2 separate regions of the Homo sapiens genome follow, and region 1 is linked to region 2. A link is a loop called in an ENCODE intact Hi-C map of the cell type or tissue named here. Cell type or tissue: mammary epithelial cell. All regions are shown on one strand. Links, peaks and the distances in the headings refer to the core of each region. The heading gives the core; the rest is flanking DNA.

Evidence for each region. Peaks named below come from ENCODE experiments on the same cell type or tissue, not always from the same donor. Only the 100,000 strongest peaks of a DNase experiment are listed, where the experiment ranks them.
Region 1: it touches region 2 in a loop (20-fold over the local background); 2 of 110 quality-filtered maps call a loop at or near these places.

What each region holds. Positions count from the first base shown.
Region 1 is chr11:61,744,354-61,750,121 of GRCh38, forward strand. It overlaps DAGLA (diacylglycerol lipase alpha), which reads left to right. Exons shown (of 20, transcript NM_006133.3): 20 at 1-2,648. The coding sequence ends at 136. Among named protein-coding and RNA genes, the nearest start is that of MYRF, 5.4 kb to the right of the region's middle. RefSeq lists enhancers at 2,812-3,673, 4,534-5,395. In mammary epithelial cell, for the core only: a CTCF peak has its summit at 3,509 (motif pointing right); no DNase peak of the experiment used is centred there.
Region 2 is chr11:62,079,778-62,085,545 of GRCh38, forward strand. LINC02733 (long intergenic non-protein coding RNA 2733) reads right to left here and starts at 2,545. Exons shown (of 3, transcript NR_183616.1): 1 at 1,837-2,545. In mammary epithelial cell, for the core only: a CTCF peak has its summit at 2,446 (motif pointing left); a DNase peak (open chromatin) is centred at 2,464.

The sequences.
Region 1 (5,768 bases), core at 419-5,418, 340 kb before region 2:
TGAGCTCATGGACCTGACGCCCACGGGCCTCAGTAGCCAGGAATGCCTGGCGGCTGACAAGATCCGGACTTCTACCCCCACTGGCCACGGAGCCAGCCCCGCCAAGCAAGATGAGCTGGTCATCTCAGCACGCTAGCACCCCAGTTGCGTGGCCAGCCGGGCCCAGGCAGGAGCAGGTGGCCCTGTGGGCACCTGGTGCCTGCCCCCTGCCGGGCAGCTTTAAGGACAGACCCCCAGGGGCAGTTTAGCCTCAGGCACAGGCATCGCTGCTGAGCTGGGGGTCCGCATCCCTACCTCAGCTTAGGACCCCCAGAGCCAAGGTGGCTGGGATCTGGCCCCACAGATGGGGAAAGATGGGGAAGGGTGTGGAGTGGGGAGGAGCCTGGGCAGCCTGCTGGGTGGGCCACACTCAGCCTGACTGCCCTCCATGGGGGCATTCTGGCACCCCCTGCTCCAGGACAGGCCATGGGCAAGCTGCCTCCCATCACTGCCTGCTGGCTGCTCTCCCAGGGGCCAGGTGGAGAGCAGTGCCCCCCGACACATGTATTCTCATCTGTGGTCCAGGCCGGCATCGTCCTGGCCACCCCCCAGATCTGGTGCCTGCTGGCCGGCCCCCTGGGGTGCCCCTGCCGAGGTGGCCTGCAGTGCTGTACATGTTTACAGAAGCTGCTGGGCTTGGCTCAGGATGTGTTCTGGGCTTGCAAGCCCCCCGCCCAATCATGTGTTCAGTAGCCGTCCTCTGAGCAGGGCCCAAGGCAGCCAGGGGCCTGGAGGGGCCAGAGGAGGGTGGGGTCAGGGCCGCCCCTTCTCTGCCTTGTGCCTCTCATGCTGCCTCCTCTGCCCATGGGTCCTGGGCACCCAGGCCTGCCCTGCCTGCTGGCTACTTCCTGGCTTACCTTCTACCCCCAAGGATCCTCACCACCCAAAGGGTGGTGGGCACTGCTGTGACCACCCCAGCTGCAGAGTCAGTGCCCTGGGTGGAAGGAAGGCACTGAGAGCCCCCTTCCTCTGAGGGCCCCACCTCACCCCTTGGTGTCACCCCCACCACGCCTAGGCAGCTCTGGGCCCTGGGATCTGGAACCAACACACCCCTGTTCCCCTCAGCTTTCCCTCCTCGCTGGCCTGGGCACCCTCCTGGGAGCAGGCCTTCCTCCCTCCCACCCCCAATGTCCTGTTGGTAGGAGGTGGGGCCAAGAGTGGGGTATGGTGGGCCTTGGCTGGAGACCTCTGTCCACTGCCCAGGGAGGGGCCTGGGGCTGGGAGCAGTCCCGGTTTAGCCTGAGGTCCCCATAGGGCTTCCTCCCCTGCTGGGTTTGGGAAGCAGTTAGGGAGATAGCGACCCGGAGTTTCCCCAGAAGCGGGGTGGGAGGGTGTGCATGCTAGTGTTGGCGCGTATGCATGTGCATGAGTGTGCACCGTTCCTAAGGAAGGGGCCTCTGGGGCTGCCCACCCTACCTGCCCTGCCTGCCTGCTGCCCCTCCCAGCCTGCCAAGAAAACGGTAGGGGAGCATGATGGGGCCTTTGAGGCAGGGTCGCAGGGACAAGCTCAGCTTTAGGCACCATCTGTTCCCATCGCGCCTGCTGCTGTGACCCGTTTTGGAAAACTGGTGTGTACCGAGGCGCTGACTGCACGGCTGACCGCCTGCTCGTGCCTTCATTCTGCAGCGGCATGGTCCCTCCCATTCTGGCTCCACCTGCAGCCTCCCTGGGTGGCCTAGGCTCCCCCGACCAAGAGACCTCCCTCTCATGATCACTGGTACCTGGGGGCCTGAATTCTGGCCCCCGGCTCCCCACACAGCTGGGACTGGCCTGGATGGCTGTCCTGGGAGCCCCTGCCCACCCTGACAGAGGGAGCTGGGCCTCCCCTCATCCTCTGTAACTCCCGCCTTCACCAGACTCAAGGACACCCTGGCCCTGCTGAGGCATACAGAGCTTCAGCCCAGCACAGAAGCAAGACAAAATCAGTGGCTCTTAGAGTTTAGAAAACAAGACAGACTCTCAGATGAAAGATCTGACAAGCACCGTGGCCAGTCACAGGGAGAGACTTGATGTCTGGCCTTTTAATTCCTCCTCTGCCAGGGTGGGTCCTGGGACCTCTAATGTGGGCATGTCGTCCACCCCAGGACGAGCCATCAGGGACAGACCCCCCACCCCCAAGGCTGCAGCCACACCATGTTTCAGGCTTGGGGCTGGGGCAGGCTTGGGCTCAATCCTGGGCACCCAGGGGCAGCCCACCCCTAACCTGGCTCCTACCCACCTCGCCCTTGAAGGATGGGCCTGCTGCACGTCTCCCTCCTCCACCCCATACCACACTGGGGGGTCTGAGCCACCCCCCTCAGCCCCGTTCGGCTCAGACCGACCCCCACTCCATCCCCAGACCTGCAGCACAAGTGCGCGGGCCTGTCCTCCCAGGGGCCTGGGCGACTCCATATGCAATCAGTAGCGAGCAGCCGGGCCCCACAGACCCTCATGCACTCTCTTACGTGCCATTCTCCCCAGACTTTTTTTGTACTTAATGTATGAAAGATCCAAACTAATATTGCTGTAAAAAGGAGAGACAAATTAATATAGCTTATTCTATAAATATATCTGTATATAAAGGTTTCTGTATATTGTATAGAGCTGTGTATAAACTGGATGTAGAAGCACGCTGGCTGCCTCGAATGTCTTTGCATCAGGTGGGGACTGGGTAGAAATTTGATGTCGAGGTTGCAGCAGAGCAGGGGGTTGGCATGGGGCCGGGGGCCGGGGGGGCCTCTGCCACTGTTCCCTGGATGGAACAGAAAGCCTAAGGGGGAAACAGATTCCTTGGGACCAGAGCCCGTTTCACCCACAAGACGCAGGGTGTGTTTGGGTGGTTCAGGTCCAGCCCTTTGTCTGTATTGGGTTAGAACTTCGTTTCTCAAAGTTCACGGTGCTCATGACTCACTGGGGCGCTTGCTAAATGCAGGTGCGGGTTTAGTGGTCCGGGGTGGGGCCCAGGTATAGATTTCTTACCTGCTCCTGCTCGGCTAGTGCCCTGGCCCGGGGCCACACTTTGAGTTGCAGGGAGGGAGTAGAAGACCCTTGAAGCCCCCTGTGAATGAGGGCAGCCACTTGCGGAGTCCTGCCTGTGTGAGAGATGTACCAGCGGGTGCACGTTCATACTACAGCCTGGAAAGATACAGCTTGCTGGCCTCCCCTTCCTCCCTGAGGGGTCTGAGAGGATTAGCTGCCCAAGACTGCCAAGCTGGCGACTGGGGGACCAGGCTAGTCTGACCATGCCCACCTCCCTCCCCAACAATGCAGACAGCTAGGGCAGGCAGGGGTGGAAGATCCCAGTGGGACAGCACTGAAATGCAGGGGCCACTAGAAGTCTTTGCTGAGGGCTTTCCTGAGAGGGCGCAAAATACCTGGCCAGACCCAGTGCAGCCCAGGAACCCCAGGCCAGCATAGCTTCCGGGCAGTGAGGCCTAGGGAGTGGCTGGAAGGCCCAGGTGGTGGGGCCTGCCCCCTCTACACAGCAGGTGGCGCTGTTCAGCCAGTCAGTCCCGCCTTGGCCGCAGAGTCTGGCCTCGGCACTGACCCAGCCAAGCTGACCGGACCTTTCCCTTCCCCTGACCCTGCCCCCATCTCGGCCCCCAGTGTCCAGTGGCTCTATTTGGTGAGGGGCTGGGGAGAGTGATAGAAGAATGCCCCCAGCCTTAGAGCCTGTCTTCACCCACAGCCACTGAACAGAAGCAGAAACGGGCCAAACAAGGGTGAAGACCTGCCCAAGGTCGCATGGGAGGTGGGGACAGACTGGGGACCAGAATCAGGGCCTCTCAGCCTAGGACTCTGGCCTCCACCACACCTGATGGCTTTCAGAGGTTCTTTGCCCTCAGTGGTCTCAATGGTCTGCAAATTATCCTGTCCAGTGAGCACAGCACAGGCAGAAGAAACTGAAGGCCAGGGAGGCTCTGTGGCTTGCCCGGGGCTGCAGCCAGGGTGTGGCATTGGGGAGGGTCTTGAGAGGGCAGTGCTGGGAAGGGCTAGAGAGGCACTCTGCCTCACGCTCCACTCAATACCTGCAGCAGCCCCCTCCTGTCCCGGTGCCCCTGCAGTCAGGAAGGGGTCTACCCTGCAGGACCCCACACTCAGGTGTGCCCTTGGGCCCTAGTCCGGGGAAGCTGGACCACCAGCCTCACTGGCTTGCTGGATTGACACTCACCCCACTTTGAGCCCTCCTCTTCCTCTGCGAAATGGCCTGATGCCAGTGCTGTGTGGGTCCACAGGAGGCCAGGAGAGTCCCACGGTGGGGAGGACAGGGCTGTACCTTCTCCTGGGCTGGCCTCTACGCCCATTACCCATTAACCCTCAGGTGCCAGCATCCCTCTCCCCAGTGCTGCCTTCGGTCTACCACCTCCTCCTGGCCCTGCTCCCACTCAAGGGACAGTGATGGGTGCTGAGAGCTGATTGGAACTGGAGAGGGCACCATTTACTGATCACTGACCTGGCACTTTACCTCCACTGTAAGGCAGGGATACTGAGTGTGCTTTATAGATGAGGCCTCTGAGGACAGAGGGCAGGCCTTGGGGACTAGGTGGAGCTGGCTACAGGGGACAGCCATGTCTGCTGGGCTAGGGCTGAAATCTCAGCCCCTCACTCACTGTGGCTCGGTAGAGAAGCCAGGGGCACAGATGAGGACTCATCTCCATTGATGGGCCCCCCTAGGTCCTTGTATGCAAGTCCCCTGGGCTACTTTCACCGGCCCAGCCACCTTCCTGCCCCAGCCTCTGCCCCAGCGCTGCTTGGGACCCAACTTCATTATGGAGTTGGCAGATGGCAGCCTCAACTCTTGGCTGAGCCCTTGAGTCTGGGACATTTCAGCCACCTCTTTCCTCCAGTCCAGAGATGAAAATCCCTGGGGACAGTTGCTCCTTTGCTCAGTGACCTAGTGTAACAGGGGAGATGGCAGGGCCTGAGCTCCCTTAGCCAGGTCAGCTGCTACAGGGTTAACAGGAGGCTCCATTCCACCCCTTCCAACTTCAAGGCTACCCTAGAGATTGAATAATCTATACTCTTAATTGATTATAATGCAATGGAGTTGGGGCGTTAGGGACAAAGTACGAGTCTTCCCTTCTACCTCCAGCCCTTGCTGACCAGGACAGGGACAATGTGTAGCTCAACGGATGGTGGTGAGAACTTAGATGATGGTCAGTTATGCAGTATGTGGGATACGGAGGAAAGATCCGTGGGTATGTGGAGGCTTGTAGAGAAGCTGGTTCTGTGGCTGGTCCCAGGCGACTCGTAATGTAAATCCGTTTCTCAGAATCGCGTGGTGTAGGCGGGTGTCTACTTTGTCCGCAGGCAGGCCTGACCCCGGGTGGAGGAGGGGCAGGGTGGAGAATAACAATTGTCTTAAGGGAGTCTGCGGAGGGAGAAAAACCTCTGGGGTGTATCAGCTGGAAAAGAATAGGAGTCTCAGTGTGGCCCCTCTCCCCCCTCTCAGCCCAGCCCCTGCGGGGGCGGTGAGGGAGCTGCGGTCAGCACACACAGCTGGGGCCTCCAGCAAAATCCCATTCTATATATCTAAGAGCAACAGCTCTGAGAGCGGCCCCCAGAGGGACAAAACCTCATTGTGAGGCACCCGCCGGCCTCAGCACCCCCTCCCCCAACCCCAGAACTGTCGTGGCATTGACCCTTTTCGGCGGGCCACCATGGGCCTGCTGACTGGGCCACATCTGGGGCTCAGGCATTGGCTGCCCCTCCCCCACGGCTGGCCACTGAGAACTGACAGGGAGGCTGGG
Region 2 (5,768 bases), core at 491-5,490:
AGGGAGATCCCAGGATGACAGCAACCTGGCCATTTGGGAGCCAGTCAGAAGGTGCTGGGAAAAATAGCCCAAGAAGATGATACTGGTAAAGTGCACTTTTCTTTTTTACTTTTTGAGACAGGGTCTCACTTTCTTGCTTTGTCACACAGGCTAGTTTGCAGTGGTGCCAACATGGCTCACTGCAGCCTCTATCCCCAGGCTCAAGCAATCCTTTTGCCTCAGTCTCCTGAGTAATTGGGACTGCAGCTGCACACCACCACAGCCTGTGGCTTATTTATTTATTTATTTATTTATTTATTTATTTATTTGAGATGGAGTCTTGCTCTGTCACCCAGGCTGGAGTGCAATGGTGTGATCTCAGCTCACTGCAACCTCCGCCTCCCGGGTTAAAGTGATTCTCCTGCCTCAGCCTCCTGAATAGCTGGGACTACAGGCCCGTGCCACCATGCCTGGCTAATTTTTGTATTTTTAGTAGAGCGGGGTTTCACCGTGTTAGCCAGGATGGTCTCGATCTCCTAACCTCATGATCCGCCCACCATGGACTCCCAAAGTCTTAGGATTACAGGCGTGAGCCACCGCACCCTGCGGCTAATTTTTTTATGTTTCTTATAGAGACGAGATTTCACCATGTAGCCTAGGCTAGTTTCAAACTCCTGAGCTCAGGCCATTGACCTGGACCTCTCAAAGTGCTAAGATTACAGGCATGAGCCACCACTTGTGGCCATAGTAAAATGCCTAATGTGCTTAAATATACAGAGTGGAGTTTCACACCTTCAGGAAATATTTGGGAAAAAAAACAGAGATAGGTACAGAGAAAGCAAAGCAAACAAATAAAAAATAAGACCAGCATTGAATCTAGGAAAAATAAAAGGTGGGGCTGAGTGATGGGGGTGGGGAGAGGGCTAAACCCCCATTTCCAGAGTCAGAAGTCAGTAGGTGATGTCTGATAGTCACGTGCTGGTAAGTAGAATATGAATACGGTGTTATTTTAAGACATGGAAGTAAATCCCAAAGGAATTGACTAAAATATTTCAAGTTTTGATCTGGGGAGCAGGATAGAAGAGGGACTTGAACTACTGATTCTTAGATTATGTGCATGTACATCTTTGATGAAAAAGAAAGCAAAACCAGACAAAATTATATGCATTGATTCGAGAAAGTAGTCACAATATAATGTTAAGTTAAATAACAGGATATAAAAGGTATATTCAGTATAGTCTCATTTTGTACATTAAATTGGAGGAGCTGATAGAAAAAATAAGAAGAAAATATTTCTAAGTGAAAAGATTAAGCATATATATATATTTTTTTGAGACACAATCGTGCTCTGTTGCCCAGGCTGGAGTGCAGTGGCATAATCATAGCTCATTATAACCTCAAACTCCTGGACTCAAGCGATTCTCCCACCTCAGCCTCCCCAGTAGCTAGGACTGTAGGCACATACCACCACACCTGACTAATTTTTTAATTTTTTGTAGAGGAGGGAGTCTCACTATGTTACCCAGGCTGGTCTGGAACTCCTGGTCTCAATCGGTCCTCCCGCTTTGGCCTCCCTAAGTGCTGGGATTGCAGGCGTGAGCCACTGCGCCTCTTCAGAACTAGGTGTAATTTAATTTTCTTCTTTATATTTTCTTAGATTTTCTAATTTTTATTTTCAAATTAACATTTATTAATTTGTAGCTAGAAAGGAAAACTTCTACAGATTGTAGAGACCAGGTTTTGCCATGTAGCCCAGGCTAGTCTTGCACTTCTGAGCTCAAGCCATCTGCTCACCTGTGCCTGTGGCTGCCAGCTCTGCAAAACCCTTCCTGAGATCAAGAAGGGGAAGCAACTTACCCAGGTTCACTCAGGCAGGTTTTGTGAATCCAAAACCATTGCTCTTTTATAGCTTCCTGTTTCTCCACTTGGGATTTCTTCCAGCTGAAAGCTTACTCATTATATGAAGGCTCAGAGCTCCCAGGTCAATGTCATCTTCTTCATGGAGCTGTGCCTGGAGATGACGCCCCCTTTCTCTGCTCCATTAAACCCGGTGTCTTTCCTGCTGTGTGTGCCAGCGGCTGTGTTGTGGTTGTGGGTGTGCTTGCTTTCGAGTCTTCGTTCTGCTATAAGCCCCTTGGAAGTAAGGACCACACCTTAGGTATTTCCATCTCTCCTTATGCAGCATCCAGGTGCATCACTCACGTGCAGGAGGGATTGGCTGAACACAGAGGCAGGTTAACTCAAGAATAAACTTTATTATTTGCTTTTAGGTGCTGTAGTGTGACGTGAAGCAGGTAGCTCATAATTGTGAAGATAAACTTGTGGAGTAGGTGGGTTTTGAGGTCCAGTAGGAAGATAGGCCCCACACAATGGTAGTTTGATTATTAATCAGCGTGGAGCAGGTGAATCAGCTGTTGCATTCCCCGGGAAGAACGCGGGCTCGGCCGGCCTGTGCTGGACTCTGGCGCCCCCAAATGGTCACGTGGGTTTATTACACATCGGAAGTAAACAGCTTTTACTGATGATGAAGTAGTGACTGTCTTGGTAGCTCTCTAGAAGCTCATTCGCCTTCTCTTTAAAGTTACACTTCACAGAGGCAGGATAATCCATCCGGTCAAGGAGAAAGGAAAATCGGATTAGGGCTTCCAATAAACCTGTAATATTTTAGGTGTACCGCTGAGTCATAAATATCAGCTAAGTCTGTTGTATCATCACCTGTACTTCTTTTTGCGCATCTTAAAATACCATTTAAAATAACGAAAAAAATCTACAACTTAGCTCTAGAGTATCATGCCTCCAAAAGACACTGGGTTTAATTTTTAGATGTTTTCCCTTTTTCGTTGGAGGTAAAAATAAAATTCAGGATTATGTTTTTCAGACCTATGTTTGTTTTCATACTTGTAAAACCTACATATGTATCCATAAACACACAGAGTATTGATTTGTGTTTCAATTTTAAAAAATTGATGTCACACTGTACCATTCTGAAGGTCTTTTTTGTTTGTTTGTTTGTTTTTTGAGATGGAGTCTCGCTCTGTTACCCAGGCTGGCGTGCAGTGGCGTGATCTTGGCTTACCGCAACCTCTGCCTCCCAGGTTCAAGCGATTCTCCTTCCTCAGCCTCCTGAGTAGCTGGGACTACAGGTGCGTGCCACCACATCTGGCGAATTTTTGTATTTTTAGTAGAAATGGGGTTTCACCATGTTGGCCCTGGCTGGTCTTGAACTCCCAACCTCAAGTAATCTGCCCACCTTGGCCTCCCAAAGTTCTGAGATGATAGGCACGAGCCACCACACCTGGCCATATCTTGCTTTTATTGATCAACATTGTGTTTAAGAATTATTCATGTTGGTACATATATTTCTAGTTGATTCACGTTTACCGCTGAAAAATTCCTCGTATAACTATGCACGTATATATATGTGTGTGTGTGTGTGTGTATCTATATATATATATATATATTTTTTTTTTTTTTTGAGACACAGGTTGTACTGTTGCCCAGGCTGGAATGCAATGGCACAATCTCTGCTCACTGCAACCTCCACCTCCCAGGTTCAAGCGATTCTCCTGCCTCAGCCTCCCGAGTAGCTGGGATTACAGGTGCCTGCCACCATGCCTGGCTAATTTTTTGTATTTTTACTAGAGATGGGGTTTCGCCATCTCTCACTTAACTAAGGTGATCTGCCCGTCGAAGTGCTGGGATTACAGGGGTGAGCCACTGCGCCTGGACTTTTTTTTTTAAATTCATTAAAATAATAGAAAAATAGAGACAGGGTCTTTGTGTTGCCCAGGCTGGTCTCAAATAGCTGAGCTCAAGCAGTCCTCCAGCCTTGGCCTCCCAAAGTGCTGGGATTACAGGTGTGAGCCACTGTGCCTGGTCTTTATGATATCTTTTTGTATTCCAAAGTCATAAGATAGTCATTTAATTTTGAAAATTATTTTAAAAATTTGCTTTTTACATTTAGATGCTTAAATCCCCTTGATTTTATTTATGTAGTTGGTGCAAGGTGAATGCTTCTTTATCTGTATGGGTGACTTTCTCTTGGGCAGGGTACACATTTAAAAGCTCCGAGGAAGCTTTTAAAAGACCATTTCTGGGCCTCATCACAGAACAGATGAAATCAAAATTTCTGAGTGTGGACCTGAGACATCAGATTTAAAAAATAAAAACAAAACTCTCCCAGGCGTTTTTTAACATGGAGCCAGGGCTGAGAATCTTTGCTTTAAGGTCAGACCAAGAGTAGAGTTGCTGGGGTGTGTATTATTCGCATTGTCAGCTATACTGGATGTTGCTGGTGCTCTCTAAAGTGATTAAACTAGGCCGGGCGCAGTGGCTCACGCCTGTAATGCCTGCACTTTGGGAGGCCAAGATAAGCAGATCACCTGGGGTCTGGAGTTTGAGACCAGCCTGGCCAACATGGTGAAACCCCGTCTCTACTAAAAATACAAAAATTAGCCAGGCGTGGTGGCAGGCGCCTGTAATCCCAGTTACTTGGGAGGCTGAGGCACGAGAATTGCTTGAACTTGGGAGGCAGAGGTTGCAGTGAGTAGAGATTGCACTGTTGCACTCCAGCCTGGGCAACAAAGCGAGACTCTGTCTAAAATAAATAAATAAATAAATAAATAAAATAAAGTGATTAAACTATTTATGGTCCTCAAGTAGGAGAATTTCAATTGCTTCACACTTTTGAAAATACATGTTGTGATATTTATATAAAACCAAGAACCATGGATGAAAAAACATATATGTGTGTCTCATATATGTATGCATTTCATATACATATGTGTTATAAACATATATATGTCTTTCATATATATATATATAAAATGTTTTCACCCATGATTCTTGGCTTATAACTCCCATAGCTCTTGTTATTACAGTTTCTGTTATAATGTTAGGGCACTTTAGTTCTCACAAGCAGGCTTCAGGAAACAGAATCTCTCTCTCTCTCTCTGACCTTCTCCTGCCCACCTTTTACCTGCTCCTTTTTTCTCCCCACCTTTTACCTGCTTCTTTTCCTATCTTTCTGTCTAGGAGCTGGTCATGAGGAAATTCTCTGGCCTACTTTGATTGTAGGTCACAATACCCTCATTTCAGACAGGTCCTGCCCTATTCCCTGGAAGGAATGCTGCACAGAGAGACCAAGAAGAATCTGATCAGATGGGCCTTGTTGGGTTTCCCCATTCAGCCTGTTAGTGTTAGATCGTACCCAATCATATTTATTTTATTTATTTATTTATTTATTTATTTATTTATTTATTTATTTTTTGAGATGGAGTCTCACTCTGTCACCTAGGCTGGAGTGCAGTGACGTGATCTCGGCTCACTGCAACCTCCGCCTCCCGGGTTCAAGCAATTCTCCTGCCTCAGCCTCCCAGGTAGCTGGGATTACAGGCTCCCACTACCATGCCTGGCTAATTTTTGTATTTTTAGTAGAGACGGGGTTTCACCATATTGGCCAGGCTGATCTCGAACTCCTGACCTCGTGATCCGCCCGCCTTGGCCTCGCAAAGTGTTGGGATTACAGGCGTGAGCCATCATGCCTGGCAATAAATTATTTCTTCAAATATTGTGGGGATACAACTGCAGAGATCTCAGATTTCAACGTGTTTTTGTCCAATGCTTATACCATTCAGGTTATAACCATTTCAGAAAAGGTCTGTATAATTCTGGCAATTCATGTATGGCCTTGTAGTGTTAGGTTTTTAGGTGTATATGTGGGATATGTGTGGTTTAGGAAAAAAGCCTTGCAACTTTACAAAGCACTGGACATACACTAGCTAGCCTTC